Linked DNA regions of Homo sapiens: region 2 is linked to region 1. A link is a loop called in an ENCODE intact Hi-C map of the cell type or tissue named here. Cell type or tissue: IMR-90. All regions are shown on one strand.

The links. A loop is a pair of places that touch in the nucleus more often than their neighbours do. Peaks named below come from ENCODE experiments on the same cell type or tissue, not always from the same donor. Only the 100,000 strongest peaks of a DNase experiment are listed, where the experiment ranks them.
Region 2: a loop joins it to region 1, with 3 times the contacts of the local background. A loop is called at or near these places in 3 of 110 quality-filtered maps.

The regions. Positions count from the first base shown.
Region 1 is chr16:21,282,927-21,285,426 of GRCh38, reverse strand. It overlaps a transcript of CRYM not described here. Among named protein-coding and RNA genes, the nearest start is that of CRYM, 5.9 kb to the right of the region's middle. In IMR-90, a CTCF peak has its summit at 1,374; no DNase peak of the experiment used is centred here; H3K4me3 peaks cover 607 bases; H3K27me3 peaks cover 1,764 bases.
Region 2 is chr16:22,693,809-22,696,308 of GRCh38, reverse strand. No RefSeq gene overlaps it. Among named protein-coding and RNA genes, the nearest start is that of LINC02890, 82 kb to the right of the region's middle. In IMR-90, no CTCF peak of the experiment used is centred here; a DNase peak (open chromatin) is centred at 1,188.

The DNA.
Region 1 (2,500 bases):
CCTCAGTATATTTTGGGAACTCAAGAAGAGAGAAATTAACCCAATTCATACAGGTATTACAGATACAGCCAAGCAAATACTTGGTTTGGCTTCCTAGCCTCAAGACTTTTAAAAGTCTAATCCAAAATTTAGTATAAAAGTCCCAGCAAAGCCAACTTTTAAAAGCCATTCACTATGCCCACTGTGTTTTATGTAAATAATCAGGCGAAGTATCATAAGCCCCAAGTTTATTTTGCAACTATGCATCTGACAAGGGTCTAATATACAAAACTACAAGGAACTGAAACAATTCAACAAGCCAAAAACAAATAACCCAAATAAAACATGGGCAAAAGGAACAAACATTTCTCAAAAGAAGACATACGAGTAACCAAAAAATATATGAAAAAATGCTCAATATCACCAGTCATCAGGGAAATGCAAATAAAAACCACAATGGAATATCATCTCACATCAGTCAGAATGGCAATTATTAAAAAGTCAAAAAACAGATGCTGGTGAGGCTGTGGAGAAAAGAGAACACTTATACACTGTTGGTGGGAATGTAAATTTGTTCAGAAACTGTGGAAAGCAGTTTGGGGATTTCTCAAATAACTTAGAACTACCATTTGACCCGGCATTCCCATTACTAGGTATATACGCAAAGGAAAATAAATCATTCTACTAAAAGATACATGCGTCTGTATGTTCATTGCAGCATCATTCACAATAGCAAAGACATAGAATCAACCTAGGTGCCTATCAATGGTGGATTGGATAAAGAAAACGTGGTACATATACACTATGGAATACTATACAGCCATAAAAATGAATGGAATTATGTCCTCTGCAGCAATGTAGATGCAGCTGGAGACAAAAAGAAAGAAAGAAAGAAAGAAATGTCTAGAACCTACAAATCCACAAACAAAAAAGTAGATTGGCAATTGGGAGAGGCAGTGGGGAGAGGAGAATGGGATGTAACTGAATGAGTACAGGGTTTATTTGGGGGGTGATGAAAATGGGATTAGATGGTAGTGTTGGTCGCACAACATCGTGAATATACTAAAAGTCAGGGAACTGTGCACTTTGAAGGGTAAAAAAGGTGAAATTTATGTTATTTGAATTTTACCTCAATTTTCTGAAAAAGAAAAAGAAAAGCCCGATGAAGTGGATAAAATGTTATTTCTGCATTACTGATGAGACGCGTAGGTCACGTCACGTTGCCTCAAGTCAGACTAGCACCAAAATTGACTACACCGCTCAAACCCTTCTATCTAGCACTAAACAATAAGCCAAAAAAAAAAAAAAGTTAAAATTCAACCCTAAGTCCCTATGGGTTTTCATTTGTTAGAGGCGCGCGCTTTCGAGCTCCGCGCGCCGACCACGGGCAGCGGGTGGGCCCCCTGGCGTCTGGAGCAGCGGCCAGCGCAGAGGACGCAGGCAGAAGGAGGAAGGGCTGGCCGGGGCTCCCGAGCACTCACTGCTCAAGCCTCGCCGCCGCCTCCGCCGCTGCGGGGTGCGCGTCCATCTGGTTGGGGCTCCTCATCCCAACACCCTCCCCAACGGCCCGCCGCGCAGCCGCCCGCGGGCGAGTCTGTAGCCTGATCCTGCGCGGACCCGCCAGAGGCACACCAGGAGGTGGGGAACCGGGGGCGCCCGGGGCAGACCGGGGTGGGAGTGTGGGGAGCCGGGGACGGAGTGTGGGGAGCCGGGGACGCGCGGAAGGTGCCGGGGGCGCGCGGAGGAGCCGGGAGCGCCACCTCAGTCCCCCCACCGCCCCACCCCGCGCATGCTCCCAAGAGCCCCAGACCACCCTTCTCCGGCTTCCGAGATACTTCATCCGTTGCTTGTCCTGGCCCACCGCTCAGTCCCCCAACTCTAGGACGACAGAGGTTAGGGATAAGGGGAATGAGACACGCGCCTTGGCTGCAGCATTCAAGGTGAAGCCAACTCAATAGTCAAAATAAAGACTTTTATACAATATTTTTACATTTTAAAATAAAATGTAAAGATAAAATTTCGTGAGGAGCTGTATTGGCATCTACAGCAAAAGGAAAAGTCAGTAATCCTGAGCCGTCTTTGTTGAAAATTTTTGTACTCTGTTCACTGTGGATTTTTTGGCATTGATTTTTATTTTAAATATTGCATTTAGATGTTTTAGTTTAATATTTATCATGACTACTGAGTGAATCCCGTACATTTTGTGCCATAGGTGAGTACCTCACTATGGTACAGCTCTACCCTGCTGCCATCTTCACTGTGGTAGTGGCAGAAGTCTAGGGGGATGTAAGTAACCACCTCCTCCGCAGGGTCTGTTAGGGGTTAGCAGGGAACTTCCAGAGGCTCAGGCACAGGAGCTTACATGGCCCCCAGGCTTGTCCCAGGACAAGGTCTCAGGGAAGGGCGGGGAAAAGAGATTTACACCAGCTTTCTCAATACTGACCCCTGCATTACTAAAAAGTTTATTAATCTTCTTTCTGTTAAGTCATAATTATAATAATAATTTCATTATTTTAATAAT
Region 2 (2,500 bases), 1.4 Mb before region 1:
CTTAACATCATAGCTGGGCATCATGGTGGGCACCTGTAATTCCAGCTACTTGGGAGGCTGATGCAGGAGAATCTATCACTGTGATCCATTATATCTACCACTTAAAGTAGAAATTTCAGATGCTGTATGGTTGTAAGATAAACCTATAAAAATGAAGAGCTTTTCTATCAGTAATTATCACATAGTACTTTTTATTTTATTTATTTATTTTTTTGATACAGGATCTCGCTCTGTTGCCCAGGCTGTAGTGCAGTGGTGCAGTCACAGCTCACTGCATCCTCCATATCCTGGGCTCAAGCGATCCTCCCACCTCAGCCTCCTAAGTAGCTGGGACTTTGATACAGGATCTCGCTCTGTTGCCCAGGCTGTAGTGCAGTGGTGCAGTCACAGCTCACTGCATCCTCCATATCCTGGGCTCAAGCGATCCTCCCACCTCAGCCTCCTAAGTAGCTGGGACTACAGGCGTGCCACCGCATCCAGCTAATTTTTGCATTTTTCTTCGTAGAGACAAGGTTTCTCCATATTGCCCAGGCTGGTCTCAAACTCCTGGCTCCAGTAATCCTCCAGCGTCAGCCTCCCAAAGTGCTGGTATTATAGGAGTGAGCCACTGCGCCCAGCCCCACATAGTACTTTTAATAATTAAATAAACTTAGCAAAGTCAGTGTGGGCAATATGAGAAGGTCATGGAATGCTAGTCCAAGAAATCTGGTATTTATGAAATATATAGCAGGAAAAATTCAAGATGCCAAATAACATAAATAGGTCTATGTCTTTGGAGATGGATAGCAGTGAGGATTCTGAAGACAGAGAGACCCTTAGGAAATTATTGCAATAGTCCAGTCAAATGGTAGAGGAAAATTGAGCTGAGACAGAGGTCTTTCCAGAGGAATAATCGCTGGTACTGCTTTGGAGAAATAAACAGAATTTGTTAACTAAAGTCCAGACTGGGTAGACTGTTTTTACTACTAGGCTAAGGAACACGGGTGAAGAGAGTATTTCGGGAAAGATGACATTGAGTTGAGTCAAGCTGATTTTGAAGCACTCCCAGAACACCCACTGGTTAGAAAGGCAGATCAGAAGCTTCAAATAAAAGCAGGGACTAAAAAATTAACAGAGAGATTATTTAAGAAGCAACGATTCTGGAGCTACGAGAGGACATGAGGTCACCCAGGGAGAATGTGTAGCCTGCAAGGAAGGCTGAGACAGAACCTCAGAACATGCTGACATTTAAGGGATGGAATGAAAACAGCCGGTCAGTAAGAAGTTCTAGTGGTTGTTGGAGAGCCAAGAGCATGCAGAGCCCCATAAACTAGTGAAGAGATCCAAAAAGGATCACAAACCCAGCAGTTTGGAATGCCAAAGCAGGATCAAGGCGGAGGAGGAGCATTCAGCAAAGCAGCCTGCAGGTCCTTAGGAGAAACAAGTTCAGTGAAATGGGCATCTTGCAGCCCATTAAGCAGAGATAGAAAGTAGGTGGACTAAAGAATCCAAACGGCTTTTCAGTAAAAGTGGGTAAGAGCTTCAATTTGGGGATCAGGTTAACATGGATTCACATCTCAGCTCTACTGTTGGACATTTGTCAATCATTCCATATCTCTGAGCCTAACTTTCCTTATATGTAAAATAGGATAGTCCCAGTACTATCTTCGTAGGAGTTATTGTGACAATGGAGATAATCCATTAAAGGGGCTTAGATTGGCATCTAACATAGTTAAGAGGTCAGTAAACTTGGGGGTATTTGCGGGGCACAGTGGCTCATGCCTGTAATCCCAGCACTTTGGGAGGCCAAGGCTGGTGGATCACTTAAGGTCGGGAGTTCAAGACCAGCCTGGGCAACATGGTGAAACCCCATCTCTACTAAAAATACAAAAATTAGCCAGGCATGGTGGCGCAAATCTGTAATCCCAGCTACTCAGGAGGCTGAGCCAGGAGAATCGTTTGAACCCAGGAGGCAGAGGTTGCAGTGAGCCAAGATCGTGCCACTGCACTTCAGCCTGGGAGACAGAGTAAGAGTCCGTCTCATAAAAACAAAATGAAACAAAACAAAACTTGGGGGTATTATTGTTATTTCAATAAAATAGATGATGATCCCATCTGCTGAGAAAGGGATGAAAGCAGGTGGAAAGGGAGGAACAGCTGCTTACGTGTGTTTAAATAGACTACTTCCCAAAGCTTTTTTTTTTTTTAAATAAAAAATGACCAGACAGCTGAGATGAACTTGAAATAGACCTGGCCATCCAACCCAGCCAGACCACTCTTCCCAGAATCACTCACTGACTGAGCACTGGAGTGGTGGGAGCGGAAGAAATAAATTGTTGGGAGAATTGTTGGCTTGAAGAATGGCAAGGGTTAAAATGATCTGGTGTGGGAAAAGGACAGGATTTGAGCACAATAGGGAGAGCTCACTTAGACTTGGAGGCCGGGGCAGAGTTGTAGGAGTCATACCAGGGAAAGATCAAGCTAATTTATAGGAAGGAAAAAATCTAGAAATGAGGAACTT